Regions from separate parts of the Homo sapiens genome. Here region 2 is linked to region 1. Evidence: chromatin contacts called from ENCODE Hi-C or POLR2A ChIA-PET data. All regions are on one chromosome and are shown on one strand. The core of a region is the stretch at or near the end of the contact, and the rest is flanking DNA. Distances in the headings are between cores, read along the strand shown. Region 1 holds the start of SNED1-AS1 (SNED1 antisense RNA 1). Region 2 overlaps THAP4 (THAP domain containing 4).

Region 1 (7,718 bases), core at 1,822-4,321:
GTCTGTGGACAGCGGTCCCTTCCACCCACCATGGCTGGCTGGAGCCCCAACTCTGCAGCGGGCAGGGCGGGCTCTGTCTTCACTCCAGATACCTTCCGAGGGCAGATCTCACATGGGGCGGCCTTGCAGGTGCTTCTTCCTAAAACAGCCCAGGCGAGCCACCCCTACTCAGCCCCTGGCAGCTCCTGCTGACACCTGCTCAGTGCCACCCGCACATGCGCCCAGGCTCTCCACTGGCCGAGGTGTGCTCTGTGTCCTTGCTGTGTTGGGAACTCCAGCCCCTTGGTGGTCAACTCCTGCAGGACAGGCCCTTGTGGGCCTCTGGGTGGGCTCAAGCTGCCTTGAATGCCTTCTCCTGTCCCTCAATGCCCTTGGCATTGGCATCAAGCTAGGGCCCAGGTGTGGCCAGGAGGCTTTCCTCCTGTGAGAACCGCCGAGCTCCTCCCCACCTACCCGCCATGCTACCCATAGGTTTCACCAAACTCACGTGGCCGCCCCGCAGGGCCCTGCTGGATGCTTAGGCCTCCCTGAAGCCCTGGCCACCCACCCACCCATCCATCCATCACGCCACTTCGCAGCAGTCTGTGCTCTCAGCACCTTTTCCTCTTTCCTCGAGCCTCTAGCACCCCTTCCCCATTCTTGCTCCTGTGTCTGGAGGCCACAGGCATGTTGGGTGAGAGTCCCATGGCCCCATGGCCCTGCACCCCACTTGGTTCCTGCCCAGCCTGTTCCGAGATCCCCTGTGCTCTAGCTGATGCGGCCGGGCTCCGTGGAAGGCCAGCCCTCTGCTTTCTTCCGGCCCTGCCCCTGTCCGTCCACTGCCATGTTCTAGGGCTCCTTTCTCCTTCCCAGAATCCCTCCCAGCAGCACACAAGCCCGCTAAGCCCTGACGCCTTCCCTAGAGCGCTCAGCATCTTCTGCTCCCCGACACGGCAACAACCCCACAGGCTGTGCACAACCCGGGCCTCCCCTGCAATCTTGGTGGCTCAGGCTCTGAGGAGGCTCCTCCTAGGACCCCCTCTTCAGGGGTCACATCTGGTCACAGCTTTCAGTGCCAGCTCCAGGTGGAGGCTCTGGGTCTGTCATTCCATCTAGGGCCTGCCCCACGGCTCTTCCCGATTGAGCCACCGATGCCTCCCCTTAGCACACCTCAGCGCCTACATATCCCTGTGAGCAGGTGCCTCTTTCAAACTCTCCCCAGGCCTTCAGAGCACCCCAGAGTCCCAGCCCCCCCAAGCCCACCCCCGCGGCCCCTGTCTCCCACACTGGCTCCTTCTAGGGACCCTTTTGGGAAGCCCCCATTCCTCCCCAGTCCCACTTCCTAGCTCCATGCCTGGGGGTTGTGCTGCTCCCACTCTTGGCTCGATTCTATGCGCCCCAATCCCATGCCTGTATCTTGTGGACCCAAGGCCACTCCCACACAGCTCTGTCTCCAGCAGGGCGGTGCCTCCAACCCCCAGCTCAGCTGTCTGTCTTGCTGCTGCAAGAACTAGGAGGGTGGACGGCATGACAGCCGCCCTGCAGGTGCCGGGGCCAGCGCTGCCCTCGAGGGGCAGGGGCTGGGCAGGGACGGCCAGGCTCGGGGACACTCACGCGTGCGGGCCAGCAGCACGGCAGGCCTGCTGATGTCATTCTTGTTGTTACTGTTTCGCTTCACTGAGAAGACGGAGATGTTGTAGGCCCTGCCGGCCGCCAGGGCCTGGAGCTGGTGCGAGGAGCGGGTCCTGTCCACAAAGTCTGTGCGGCGGTAGGAGCCGTCGGAGGAGACGTAGGTGACCGCGTAGCCATCAAGCATCTGCCTGGCGGCTGGACCATTGGGCGGGTTCCAGGAGATAGAGACCCCACTCTCCTCCACTCTCTCCATCTTGAGGGCCGTCGGTGGGAAGAGCTCTTCAGGGTTTGGGTCAAAACAAGGGGAGGGGACTGGTCAGCCGTTAGCTATGCATGCCTGGCTCCCGTCGGCGGCTCAGCCGGGTCTGGCTCTTGGGCCTGACACAGCCATCGCTGGCAGAGTCCTTCTTTGTCCCTGGCCACGTACCTCCAGGAGGGTCACACTTTTGAATGTGTGACCGTGTTTCAAGCCCACCGGGGGATTTTATCCCCTCCCTGTTCCTCAGGGAAGGGGCCTGGGCAAGCAGCGGCCAGACGCTCTGCCCTTGGAGACCGTTGGGCCCTCTAGGGAGAGGGGACCCCCTCGTGGCTCCCTCACTGGAGGCGCCCTCGCCACCCACCTTTGGCGCAGTCCTCGCCCGTGTAGCCCACTTTGCAGGTGCAGCTGTGGGAGCCGTTGCTGGCCAGGCAATAGCCACGGCCCCCACAGGGGCTGGAGAAGCAGGGGTCACTCACTGAGGGGAGAAAAAGTGGCAGTGTATGTTGGGGCGTGGCCAGGGGTCCCTGCTCCAGCCCCGCCCTTGCTCCTGGGGCACTGGGTCCCTCCTGCGTGGGTGTGGAGGGGCGGGGGGCACAGGACAGCTACTGCCTCCCTTCGGTTCTGCCACCTCCACTGCCCTGCGGGGCCCAACCCAGCAGCTCCTCCACCCTCCACAGCGGAGTGCCACCAGCCGGACTGGCTGAGGGGAGGAGACACTGGATCAGGACAGGACAGGCCACCACCCCAGTGACAGTCCTGCTTGAGGAGGGGAGGTCAGTGGTCAGGGAAGCCTCATCAGGAGGTATCCCACTGGGGGCTGATTAGGGAGAATGTTCCAGATGGAAGGACAGCCAGGGGCCAGACCTGGGTGTGCAAGAAACTTGGCCTGTCCAAGGGCAGCAGGGCCTATGTGTGGACGTGAGGCCCCACCCCTGGGTGTGTCCTCGGGTGAAGAGGGGTGTCTGGGGGGTGAGCGCAGGAGATGGGGAGGTTTAGAAGGCACCATTGTGGGACCAAGGGAGACAGGCGGAGGGCCACTGGCCTGAGAAGGGGACTTCCAAGGCGGCGGGCAGAGGGCGGGGAGCAGGCGGGCAGAGGGCGGGGAGCAGGCGGGCAGAGGGCGGGCAGCAGGCGGGCAGAGGGCGGGGAGCAGGCGGGCAGAGGGCGGGGAGCAGGCAGGCCTGCCGCCCTACCTGTCTCGCAGTGGTAGCCGAAGAAGCTCTCTGGGCAGACGCACAGGTAGGCCCCGCCGCCGCTCTCACACCGGCCTCCATGCTGGCAGGGGCTGGAGTCGCAGGCGTCCACCTCTGGAGAACACCCAGAGAGTGGGCCCAAGCTGCAAGGGGGGAGTCTGGGGGAGGGAGGAGAGGACAGCGGGAAGAAGGGAAAGGAGGAGTCTAGGGGCGGAGGCCAGGAGAGAGGGGCAGTGGGCAGGTCCCGCCCCTCAGCCCTCCCCAGCACCCTCACCTCCACCCCTCCCTCCCAAGGTGGCCGCAGCCCTGGGGGTCCCTCTCCCCAGGTGGCCTGCCCAGCAGGGAATGTGGGGATGCCCCACCTCCTCTCTGATCTTCCAGAGGCCCAGGCTCTGCATGTGGGGCCCACTGGAGGGAGCCCCTACCTGTCTCACAGTGGACTCCAACGAAGCCTGCAGGGCACCGGCAGACATAGGCCCCTGGGAGGTTCCTGCAGGACCCTCCATTTCTGCACGGGTGAGCTCGGCACTCATCCCTCTCTGCACAGAGAAGGGGTGTCAAGGGTGTTGCTGGCTCAAGTCTGAGGCGCCCACATGCCCCCAGGATTCCGTGCATTTCCTGGGGCTTCAGTTACCCCTTTCCCAGCTGGGAGCAACTACTCAGGACATGTGCTTTTTCTTCCATCAGCCCCAAACCCACCCCTCCTCGGGAGGCGTGCCACCTCCACTGCCTGCTGGCAAAGCCCCACCTCCAGGCCATGCCTTCCTCCAGGCCACTCCGCAATGGGAGGCTCCCCAGGGCCACGACTGGGCACGGCTCCCTGGGCCTTGCCCTCCCTGGAGCCTGCGTTTCTCAGGCTTAGAGCCCTAGCGAGGTACAAGAGTGTGCAGGGCTCATGGGGCAGGCCTCCCCTCCCTCCACTGGCTGGAAGCACCGACCAGGTGTCAGAGACTGTGACCTGCCCTCTCCGACGCCCACCTTCTCTGCGCCCTGAAGCCAGGCCAGCATTTCTCAGCTGGGCTCTCAGTCTCCCCTGGGGAGGTGCAGGAAGGGATATTTGTAAAATCTTTGTCTTGGATGTCAGAGCTGGCAGGGGCCCGAGAAAGCATGCAGTGGCCACCCTGGCCATCCAGACAGAGACCTGTCCGGGGGACCCAGTGCCTCAGGCACATGGCCAGTGTGCTGCAGCTGTCACCCCAGCGGGGCCAGGGCCCCTCTTACCCAGCTCACAGTGGGCGCCCTCATAGCCTGTGCTGCAGAGGCACAGGTACCCAGCAACGCGGTCCTGACAAGAGCCCCCATGCAGGCACGGCTGAGACCGGCACTCATCGATTTCTGAGAGGAGAGAGCCCAAGAATAAAGCAATGTGGCCACGATTAAGCCAAATTAAGATGCACATAAACTAGTCCTGAGGGGCCAGACAGAATTCGATGATACATCATCAGTGGTTGGAAAGGCCAGAGACCAGGGCTGGATATCCTTGGAGTCGGGGCAGGGCAGTGGGCCTGGGGCTCAGTGCCTGGCTGTGTCTGTGAAGCAGCAGGGCGGGCTTGAAACCACCCCAGGGCTCCCAGAAGACGCTGTGGGACTTAATTCCAGTGGTTCAGGCCGACAGGACAAAGGCCTCAGGGGTTTGACAGAAAATGTCTCATGTCCCATCTTGCCATTTCAATGTATAATAGTCACCTGTGAAACCAGTCCATCTGGGACAAATCTTGGTTTTAAATGATTCACCACAGCTTTCTTTTCAAGCGGGAGTTGTGCTCCTGAATTTAAATATTTATTTTTTTAAAGTTTAATTTCATGCTTAAAAAGTAAATAAATGGTAATGACTTAGTGACATCTGGGACTAGCAGCCACCCCGGCAGCCAGAATGCTGAATGGGCTCATCCGACCGTGTACCCTTCTCTTCCCTTGCGATAAGAATCTCTGGGTTTATAATTTCCTTGTCTTTAAAAACTAGGTTTTCTGGCAGTAAAATATGTAATTAAAATTAGCTTAAAAATTTTATAAATTGCCTAAACAATAGTGAATGTTTTTGTTGTTTATGAACTTTATTCATAGTACATCATGATATATATTGTCTTCTCTCAGCATTATATGAAGAAGAGAACTCCACACTGTAGGTCACTGTGGTTCATAGATTTTCACTGCTGAATAACATTACACAGTGTGGTTATATCATACTTCACCCATTCTCACTGGCTGGGTCTTTGGGTTGGTTCTAGACTTTTTCCTTTTTTTGTTTTCTTTTTTTCTTTTTTTTTTTTTGGGGGGATGGAGTTTCGCTCGTTGCCCAGGCTGGAGTGCAGTGGCATGATCTTGGCTCACCACAACCTCCGCCTCCCGAGTAGCTGGGACTAAAGGCGCCCACCACCATGCCCGACTAATTTTTGTATTTTTAGTAGAGATGGGGTTTCACTATGTTGGCCAGGCTGGTCTCGAACTCCTGACTTCGTGATCCGCCTGCCTCAGCCTCCCAAAGTGCTGGGATTACAGGCATGAGTCTACGCCCAGCCTAGACTTTTTGCTTTTACAAAAAATGTTGCTGTGTATATTCTTTCCCATCTCCTGGTGCAGACGTGAAGTTTTTCTTAGGTTTATACCCAGAAGTGCAATTGCTGGAACACAGTTGACGTAAATGAGCAACAGTGGGCAGATTGCTCAACAGGCAGAGTGCCACATTGTTTTCAAAGTGCTTCTAGCAATTTATACTCTTGCCAGCAATGCATAAGAAATCTTGTTGATCCACATTCTCACCGGTATAGGCTTTTCAGACTTCTGAAAATTTACCAGCTGAATGTACCTCATTGCACTTTTGATTTGCATTTCCCTGATTACTAATGAAATAGAATATTTCTTTTTATGTTTGTTGGCCTTTTGTATCTCTTCTTCCATGAAATGCCTATGCATGTTTTTTTTTCTATTTTCCTATTAGGTTGTTTTCTCATTGATTTATCAGAGTTCTTCATGTAGTCTTGAGACTATTTATCTCTTCTCCCAGTTTGTAGTTTAGATTTCACTTTCTTAAGGTTTATGGATTTAGGTTCTAATTTTCATATGGTCAAGTATGTTCATCATTTCTTTTTAAATTCTTTTTGTGGCTTAAGGAGTCTTTCACTACCCCAAAGTCAAAAATATATTTACCTATATTTTCCACACAAAATTATATAGTTTTTTTTGGTTGTTTTTTTTTGAGACAGGGTCTCACCCTGTCCCCCAAGCTGGAATGCAGCGGTGCAATCACAGTTCACTGCAGCTTTGAACTCCGGTTTCAAGTGATCTTCCCACCCTAGCCTCCTGAGTAGCTGGGACTACAGGTGCATGCCACTACGCCTGGTTAATTTTAGTTTATTTTTGTAGAGTTGGGGGTCTCTCTATGCTGCACAGGCTGGGCTCAAACAAAACTCCTGTCTTGGCCTCCCAAAGTGCTGGGATTATAGGCATGAGCCATGTGCCCGGCCCTGTATAGTTTTTTTTTAAAGAAACATTTAGGTCTTTAATCCACCTGGATTTAATTCCAGTGTATGAAAAATAGAGAACCAATATAATATTTTTCCAAGTACAAAACCATTGTATTCCAGCTCTCATGAATATTTTCTCATATGCTTTTGTATTTCTTTCTTTTAGAAGTTTATAGTTAGGGACGGGCATGGTGGCTCGCGCCTGTAATCCAGCACTTTGGGAGCCCAAGGCGGGTGGATCACCAGAGGTCAGGAGTTCAAGACCAGCCTGGCCAACATGGTGAAACCCCGTCTCTATTAGGAATACAAAAATTAGCTGGGTATGGTGGTGAGTGCCTGTAATCCCAGCTACTTGGGAGACTGAGGCAGGAGAATCGCTTGAACCAGGGAGGCGGAGGTTGCAGTGAGCCGAGATTGTGCCACTGCACTCCAGCCTGGGCAAGAGTGAGATTCTGTCTCAAAAAAAAAAAAAAAGTTTATAGTTTTAGCTTTTACATTTATGTTTATAGTTCCTTTTACGCATTTAAAAATTTATCATGTTTTTGATGCTATTAATGTAACACTTTCATTTCAAAGTGTTCACTGCTACAACAGGTTCTATATACTGACCCTGTATCCTGGGATCTAGTTGAATTCACTTGTTAGTTCTATAGCTTCTTTTGTAGAATTTCCTTAGGATTTTCTATGCATACAATCATGTGATCTCTAATTCTTTCTTCCTTTCCTTCCTTTTATTTCCTTTTCTTGTCATCTGGCACTGTCTAGGGCCTCCAGGAAAATGCTGGGAATACGTACTGAATGGACACCTTGCCTTGTACGGATTCCAGGTGGAGTCTTTCACCACTGAGTACACTGGTAGCTGAGGTTTTTAATGGATGTCCTTTATCAGGTTGAGGAAATTATCTTCTACTCTTAGTTGACTAAGAATTTTAAATACCAGTTGAATTTGTCAAATAATTTCCTGCATCTATTGAGATATATAGTTTTCTCTTTCATCTCCTAATATGATGAAGTACATTGATTGACATTAAAAGTTAGACCAACCTGTGTCCTTGAGAAAAATCCCACTTGGTCATGACTGTATCATTCTTTTATATAGTACTGAGCTTGACTTAGTAATATTTTGTTTGGATTGTTGTGTCTATGTTCTTGAGAGATACCAGTCTGTAACTTCAAATTTTGTAGTGTCTG
Region 2 (7,718 bases), core at 3,826-6,325, 550 kb before region 1:
CTTTTAGTTTTTTTAAGTTTTCTGCTTTTTGAAATATTAATTTGTTTGGGGAGGTTTTTCTTTATAACATTTTTATTGAGGTGTAATTCGCATAAGTGAAACACAAGCTCCTAGGTGTTCCCGTGGTGAGTTTTGGCAGGTGCAGGCGCTTGTGCAGCCACACCCACGTCCAGCGGTCCAGGTTCTCCTTTGCACTCCCCTCCAAGCCCCTCCCCGTCACCGTTCAGATTCCCCACCCTCCATCCTTTCTGCCTGGTCTCGAATTTCATCTAATTGGAATCATAGAATATATACGTTTTTGTCTGGCTTCTTTCTTTTCGCGCAGTGTTTTCAAGGGACACCTGATTGATTTTCATTTCTAGTCTCACTGCATTGTGATCAGACAGTAGACTTCTTTCTGCTTTCTGGAACTTACAGGCTTTCTTTGACCATTTAGAAGGCCAGTTTGCATGACTGTTCCAGAGGAACTTGAAGAAGGCATTCCTTAGTTTTGTTTTTGTTTTTGTTTTTGTTTTTGTTTTGAGATGGAGTTTCGCTCTTGTCACCCAGGCTGGAGTGCAATGGTGCAATCTCGGCTCACCGCAACCTCTGCCTCCCAGTTTCAAGCGATTCTCCTGCCTCAGCCTCCCGAGTAGCTGAGATTACAGGCATGCACCACCACACCCGGCTAATTTTTTGTGTGTTTTTAGTAGAGACGGGGTTTCATCATGTTGGTCAGGCTGGTCTCGAACTCCTGACCTCAGGTGATCCACCCACTTCAGCCTCCCAAAGTGCTGGGATTACAGTCGTGAGCCACTGCGCCCGGCGGTATTCCCTAGTTTTAAGCTACAGAGTTCAATATGTATCAGTCAGAACTACCTTATTAATTATATTATTTGGGAATTTTGTTTTATTTGTATTCATTCAGACTTAGAGGTGAATTGCAATTTCATTTAGTTTCTTTCTCTCGACATCTTCGTGTGTCATCAGTAATTTCTGCTTTATAGATGTTGCTGTGCTTGGTGCATGAGTATCCCTCACGGTTACGTCTTCATTGTGCATTCTGCCCTTCATTCGGGAGAGCCATTCTTTGTCTAGTTCCATGCATTTTACGTGATGCTAAGATTGGGAAGCCTGCTTCCTTATTGCTTATTGCCCAGCTTTCTGGACTCTCTCTCTGAATTGCTTTATTTTAGGTGCATCTCTCATTTACAGCAAAAGAGGTGAGGGTCTTGCTTTGTGGTCCAATCTGAAAAGCCTTTTTTTTTTTTTTTCTCAAGGCAGGGTGTCTCTCCAGTTGCCCAGACTGGAGTGCAGTGGCGCGATCTTGGCTCACTGCAGCCTCAACCTCCTGGGCGCAAGTGATTCTCCCCACCTACCCTCCCAAGTAGCGGGGGCTACAGACACGCACCACCATGCCTGGCTAATTTTTTTGTATTTCTGGTAGAGATGGGGTTTCACTATGTTGCCCAGGCTGGTCTCGAATTTCTGGACTCAAGCAATCCACCCACCTCGGTCTCTCAAAGTTATGGGATTATAGGTATGAGCCATCATGCCCGGCCTTGAAAAGCTTTTTCATATGTAAGTTCAAGCATTTTTAGTCTTGGTTCTGTCATCTTATTTTATATTATGCTTGTTGTGTTTTACTTTTTTTTGTTTTGTTTTTGTTTTGTTTCTGAGACAGGGTCTCGCTCTGTCACCCAGGTTGGAGTGTAGTGATGTGCTCTCGGCTCATTGCGATCTCTGCCTCCCAGGCCCAAGCGATCCTCCCACCTCAGCCTCCTGAGTAGCTGGGACGACAGGCACGTGCCACCACGCCCAGCCAATTTTTTGTAGTTCTGGTAGAGACAGTGTTTTGCTATGTTGCCTGGGCTGGTCTCAAACTCCTGAGCTCAGGCAATCCACCCTCCTCGGCCTCCCAAAGGGCTGGGATTACAGATATGAGCCACTGCAACCGGCCCAGTTTTTAAAATGAAATCTTCCACTGCTACTTCATTTGTAAGCCTCTGTGGTGTCAGCTCTCAGGGACAAGACCAGTGGGGAGTTCTGCCCCTTCAAGGGTCCTATGAGTTGAGTGTCATGCCTGTACGACCAGGCATCTACCACCTATAACCAGTTTTTTTTTGTTGTTTCTATAACCGCTTTTTTTTTTTTTTTGGCTTAGTACATTCAGTGTTTACGGAGGTTTCTTTCCGCATCATTTCCCTATTGTCTCCTGATGACATCCAGCTGCTGGTAATGTCCTCAGGGAGAAGACATAGAAACAAAGCTCCTTGGGTGCCAAGGGTTGAAAACTCCATTCCTGCACTGTCGAAAAGGTCTAGAGAGTGAGTCTCTTATGTAGTTTAATATTTTCTAATAGCTACATTAAAAAGGTAAAAAGAAACAAGTGAAATCGATTTTAATAATATATTTTATTTAACCCGATATTATCTAAAAATTATTTCAACAGGCAACCACCCATACTATAAGATTATTGAATTATTTGAAGACTTTTTGGACTGAGTTTTCGGAATCTAGTTTGTAGCTCGCACTCACTGCACGTGTCAGTGAGCCAGCTCACGCGCCTGCAATCTGGAAGGATCGCTGTGGCCAGCCGTAGCATCCTTGCCACTCACCTTCCCTCCTCATGCGCCTTCTACGTGTGACTCTAGCGTCTTCTGCCACAGAACGCAGCTGTGGAGAAACACTGACCCACGTTCTGTCTCTGTAGATGTGTGTGTTCTGCACCTTTCACAGAAATGGAATTGCAGAATATGTGCTCTTTTGAGCCTGATTGCTTTCATATGGTGTGTTGTCAAGGGCCATTTGAATTGCAGCTTATATTAGTGCTTCATTTTTATGGCCAAATAACATTCCATTGTCTGGATATACTGCAGTTTGTTTACTCATTGGTTGACGGACATCTGTGTTGTTTCCACTTTGGGGCTGTTGGGAATGGTGCTGCTGTAAACATTCATGGGCAGCGTCCTGTGGGGACAGGTGTGTCATTTCTGCTGGGAGTGCATGTCTCCAGGAGTGGCAGTCCTGGGCCACTGCTCCACACTTAACCTCTCAGGCACATGCCAGATGGTCTTCACTAGGCTGTGCCAGTTCACGTCCCCATCAGCAGTGTGCCAGGCGTTCCCGTCCTTCTAACTTTGTTTCCATTTCTCTATCTTTTGTCTTTTTTTTTAACTCATTTCTGTCCTCTGTGTTCCGCTGTGTTTCCCGGTGTTTGTTTCTCCCTGTGCTGCTTCCAATCTCCACTTCATTTGGGTGGTGGCTTGATTTTTTTTCTTTTACTTTCTCGACTTCTGCCAGGTCATGTTTCACCTTCTCCTCTTTCCTTGCCGTTTCTCTCCTGAGTTCTTACATGTTTAGTTAGTGGTCTTTCTTCATGGAGCAGCTTCATTCAACTACTCGGGAGGCTGAGGCGGGAGAATCACTTGAGCCCCAGTGGTCTAGGCCGCAGTGAACCGTATTCATGCCACTGCACTCCAGCCTGGGTGACTGAGCAAGACCCTTTCTCTTAGTTTCACCTTTGCCCCATCAACATTTTGCAGTTTGTATGTTTTGCTGCTCTTGTTCACACTTGGTGTCTTGTCACCTTTTGTCCATCTCTGAACTCAGGCAGTGTCTTAGAGTCCATTAGTCCATTGCTGGAGAAGCAGAAGGTCTTCAGGAGCAGCATGCCTTTCTTTCTTAATTTTTTTTTTTTTTTTTTTGGAGACAGAGTCTCACCCTGTCACCCAGGCTGGAGTGCAGTGGCACAATCTCGGCTCACTGCAACCTGTGCCTCCGGGGTTCATGCCATTCTCCTGCCTCAGCCTCCCTAGTAGCTGGTACTACAGGCACCCGCCACCACGCCCGGCTAGTTTTTTATATTTTTAGTAGAGATGGGATTTCACCATGTTGGCCAGGCTGGTCTCGAACTCCTGACCTCAGATGATCCACCCGCCTTGGCCTCCCAAAGTGCTGGGATTATAGGCGTGAGCCACTGCGTCCAGCCGGCAGCACCCCTTTCTTTCGGAGTGGCGCATTACTTCTCTATGGCGGGTGGTGGGTAACCCTGCATGGAGGCCAGCCTGGGCCTTCAGCACCTGGGCGAACACCTGGGGTGTCCTGGGCAGACGCGTGGGGTGCCCTGGGCCTGCTGTTTGCAGGAGCTCCCTGTGGCAGAGCGGGGGCCAGAAGAGCCTCCAGGCTTCCCAAGTCCAGGGCTCCCCACTCCGCCCCAGGCCTCTGAGCCAGGCCAGACCCTGAGGCTTCTCAGGGGCCACCCCCCCAGCTCCCAGAGGCCCCTCCTGTCCTCCAGCGAGGCACTGACCCACCACTTCTCACAGCATCCGTATGTGTGTTTTGGTGGCTGTGGGTTGTATCTGTGACCTATTTTCCCTCAAAATCAAGTTCAGGGAAAAGGTTTTTTCGTTATTTTTGTTTTTTTTAATTCTTGGGAGGGAAGGTGATAATATTGTTACTTACCTGAGAGTCCCCCTCGGAGACCCCCAGAAGCTGGTTTTAAGGGAAGAAAGAGTAAGATCCCTTTCTGTGTCTCTGTCTCTGGCCCCGTCTCTGGCCCCATCCCCGTGTCTCTCTGGCCCTGTCTCTCTGTCTCTGTGTCTCTGTCCCCGTCCCGTCTCTCGCTGTCCCTGGCTCTGTCCGTCTTTCTTCCCCATTTAAGGAGCGCCTCCTCTCCGGTCCCCTCTGAGGAGCGCTGGATGGAGGACAGGGCCTCCCGGAGAGGACTCCACGGTGGGTGGTGGGAGGGAAAGACCAGGGGGAGGCAGAGGCTGCCGGTGAGAGGCGTCTGCCAAGTAGATGAGGGGCCGGGAGAAGACCCCGTGGCTGGGGAAGCAGGAGTGGGGAGGGCGGGGCCTCCGGGCCGAGGGGCGCGGTCGCTGTGGTCTGTGGAGGGGCTGGCGAGGCTCCCGCCTCTGCTCTTGCTGGAGCTCTTGAGTGAGCCCTGTGACGCCTGCTAGGTGAGGTGGCAGCCAGTGAGCGCGCCCCACCGCCCAGCGCCGCCCAGCCTCCGCCCTGACTCCTCTGCCGCTCCCCAAACAGGGCGCGGTGGCGTGACCCTGGCGCTGGGGGGCGAGCGCGGCCCTCCCGGTCCCGCAGGCGCAAGAGAGGGCGGAGATGCGGCGCCTGAGGCGGGGCTGCGCTTCCGGGGCGGGGCCGGCGGAGGCTGGAGGGGGCCGCCCGGGAGCAGAGGCAGGACTTGCGGCGCGTGCCCCTCACCCTAGCCCGGGGCTGTCCTGCCTCGTGGGGAGTGTGAAGGCCATGCCCGGCGCCGCGGCCCTGGTGCCCCTGTTCCACTGGGACCCTGGGGGGCGCCGCCAGGCCCCTTGGCCTCTTCCTCGGGGCCCTCGGGACCCAGGGGCCGGTGGTGGCCGTGCCGGGGACTCGGGCGTGAGGGGTGGAGATCGCGGCCCCGGTGCAGCAGCTCAGAACCTGGACTCTGGATCGCTGCTCCCCAGCGCCCGGGGTGCCGCTTCCCACAGGGTTCAGCTCCCATGCAGGCTGCGCTCACCAGTGGAAGTGGGTCCACCCGGTCCCAGGAGAGCCAGAGCCCCGTGGCAGTCGCTGTGGGGTGTGCTCCGCACAGGCCAGAGAGCCGGCCCAAAAACCTGAGGTTTGCAAAGCCTCTTTCTTTCTTTTTTTTTTTTTGAGAAAACGTCTCTGTCGCCCAGGCTGGAGAGCAGTGACACGACCTCGGCTCACTGCAACCTCCGCCTCCCGGGTTCAAGCAATTCTTGTACCTCAGCCTCCCGAGTAACTGGGATTACAGGCGTGTGCCACCACGCCCGGCTAATTTTTGTATTTTTAATAGAGACAGCGTTTCACCACGTTGGCCACGCTGGTCTCAAACTCCTGACCTGAGGTGATCTGCCCGTCTCGGCATCCCAAAGTGCTGGGATTACAGGTTCAGTGAGCCATTGCGCCCGGCCCAAAGCCTCTTTCTTTTCAGTGCTGAGCTGGATAAAGTCTACCAAACTGAAAGGTCTCCAAGGCTATAGCTGGCTGTCTGAGAAATTATGGTGTTTGTTTAGCCCATCTTAGGACTTGGGCTATCCCAGGTGACTGAGTTTTGCTGTTTCACACCTCCCAAGGTTCTTCTCATTCTTCCTTTTCTCCATTAATGGTAACTTGTCTTCTCAATTGCTCAGGCCAGAAACCTCCGTTACCATCTTTTCTTACGTGTTTCACATCCAAACCATCAGCACATCCGGGTGGCTCTGCCTTCAAGATAGATCCAGAAGCTAGGTCCTTTCCACTGCCTCCACCACGGCCACCTGGCCCAGGCCACCCTCCTCTGCCACAAGGGTTTTTGCCATTGCCCTCCCTGGCTTCCTGTGGTTGCAGTCAGAGACCTCGTCCCTCCCACTCAGCCTTCTCGAGGGCTTCTGTCTGCTCAGAGTCAAGGTCACGGCCCTTCCGAGGGGTGAGGATCTCCTTCCCCTGGCCACACTGGCCTCCTGTTCCTCTCCAGCAAGACCAGGCCTACGTACCCAGGACCTCCGTCTCTGGCACTTCCACCTGGTCTGCTCTTCTCCAGGGTAGCTGCAGGGACCCTGATCCCCTGCCTGGTCTGTGCACACTTCTCAGGGAGGGTGTCCTTGTCCCTTTTGGGTAGGTTTTCACAGTGCCCCAACAGCCCTGTCTCCCTTTCTGCCTCATCTCCTAATGTACATTCAGTTCTGCATCATTCACTCATTTCTTGTGTATTGTCTGCCCTCGCTAGGATGTATGCTCCGTAGGGATGTATGACTGTTCCGTCAGCTTCTCCCTGGAAGAGTGTCCAGCACGTTGAATGATGAAAGAATTGATCAGCTATGATAGATCACAAGCCTCGTTCCAGAGGCCACACATTGGATTCAGAAGCTTCTATTCCTTATCTCCGTGAAAGATTGCAACGAAAATCTTGATTTAAAAATTCTCTTATTGTCTAATTAGGAAAGTTTTATTGAAGTCCAAATATTCCCATCCTCACCTTCCCACTTTTCACCGGGAGTCTGAGGAGGAAATACTGATATAAAAAATTTTTAAATCATCATTTAAGAAAAACAAAAAAGGAAATACTGAAAGACCACAGGCCAGTCTGGAAAAGGAGCGGACTCTCCCACTCTCCTGCTTCAGGTCACCTATGTTTGCCCTGTGCAGCCAGCAGGCAGAGTGCTCATTACCTGCTCTCCACCCTCGGTTCTCACTCTGGGCCCCAGGGCTCGGCCACTGGGCCAGGCCACATGTGCGGCCCTCCTTGGTTCCAAGCTGTTCTTGGACGTGGTCTCCTCCACCCCCAGAGCCTTTGCTTTCCTTTCCCCCGATCTTCTTTTCCCAGACTTCCTGGAATTTATAATCCAAAGGTTGTGTAATTTCAGAAGCTGCGATGGTTCCAAGAACTCCTGTCCCCGTCAGTCCGTCTTCTGCTTGCGCGGGCCTGGAGGAGACACTGGGGGTCAGTCCTGATCCCGTCCCCATCAGTCTGTCTTCTGCTTTTGCGGGCCTGGAGGAGACGCCGGGGGTCAGTCCTGATCCTGTCCCCGTCAGCTGTCTTCTGCTTGCGCGGGCCTGGAGGAGACACTGGGGGTCAGTCCAATCCTGTCCCCATCAGTCCGTCTTCTGCTTGCGCGGGCCTGGAGGAGACACTGGGCATCAGTCCGATCCTGTCCCCGTCAGTCCGTCTTCTGCTTGCGCGGGCCTGGAGGAGACACTGGGGGTCAGTCCTGATCCTGTCCCCGTCAGTCCGTCTTCTGCTT

What was found. A loop is a pair of places that touch in the nucleus more often than their neighbours do. ChIA-PET counts read pairs that join two places held with the same protein, here RNA polymerase II (POLR2A). Pooled maps may share reads with other maps.
Region 2: a pooled map shows a loop between it and region 1 (3-fold over the local background). The contact joins the enhancer-like site here to the promoter of SNED1-AS1 in region 1. A Hi-C loop is called at or near these places in 3 of 37 single-sample maps with no recorded cell type and 8 of 50 pooled maps. POLR2A ChIA-PET finds 5 or more read pairs at or near these places in 1 of 52 experiments (naive thymus-derived CD4-positive, alpha-beta T cell).

Annotation. Positions count from the first base shown.
Region 1 is chr2:241,059,471-241,067,188 of GRCh38, reverse strand. It overlaps SNED1-AS1 (SNED1 antisense RNA 1), which reads left to right and starts at 3,071. Exons shown (of 3, transcript NR_187212.1): 1 at 3,071-3,109. SNED1 (sushi, nidogen and EGF like domains 1) reads right to left here. Exons shown (of 32, transcript NM_001080437.3): 17 at 4,285-4,398; 18 at 3,489-3,602; 19 at 3,064-3,177; 20 at 2,232-2,345; 21 at 1,594-1,890. It also overlaps a transcript of MTERF4 not described here. RefSeq lists a silencer at 2,963-3,122.
Region 2 is chr2:241,607,693-241,615,410 of GRCh38, reverse strand. All of the region lies in intron 2 of THAP4 (THAP domain containing 4), which reads left to right. Among named protein-coding and RNA genes, the nearest start is that of THAP4, 26 kb to the left of the region's middle. RefSeq lists enhancers at 4,132-4,652, 4,869-5,369, 5,370-5,871, 6,778-6,947 and a silencer at 4,850-5,419. Within about 2 kb of position 5,075, at least 21 of the 41 ENCODE cell types and tissues checked have a DNase peak (open chromatin) inside an H3K27ac peak, as active enhancers do.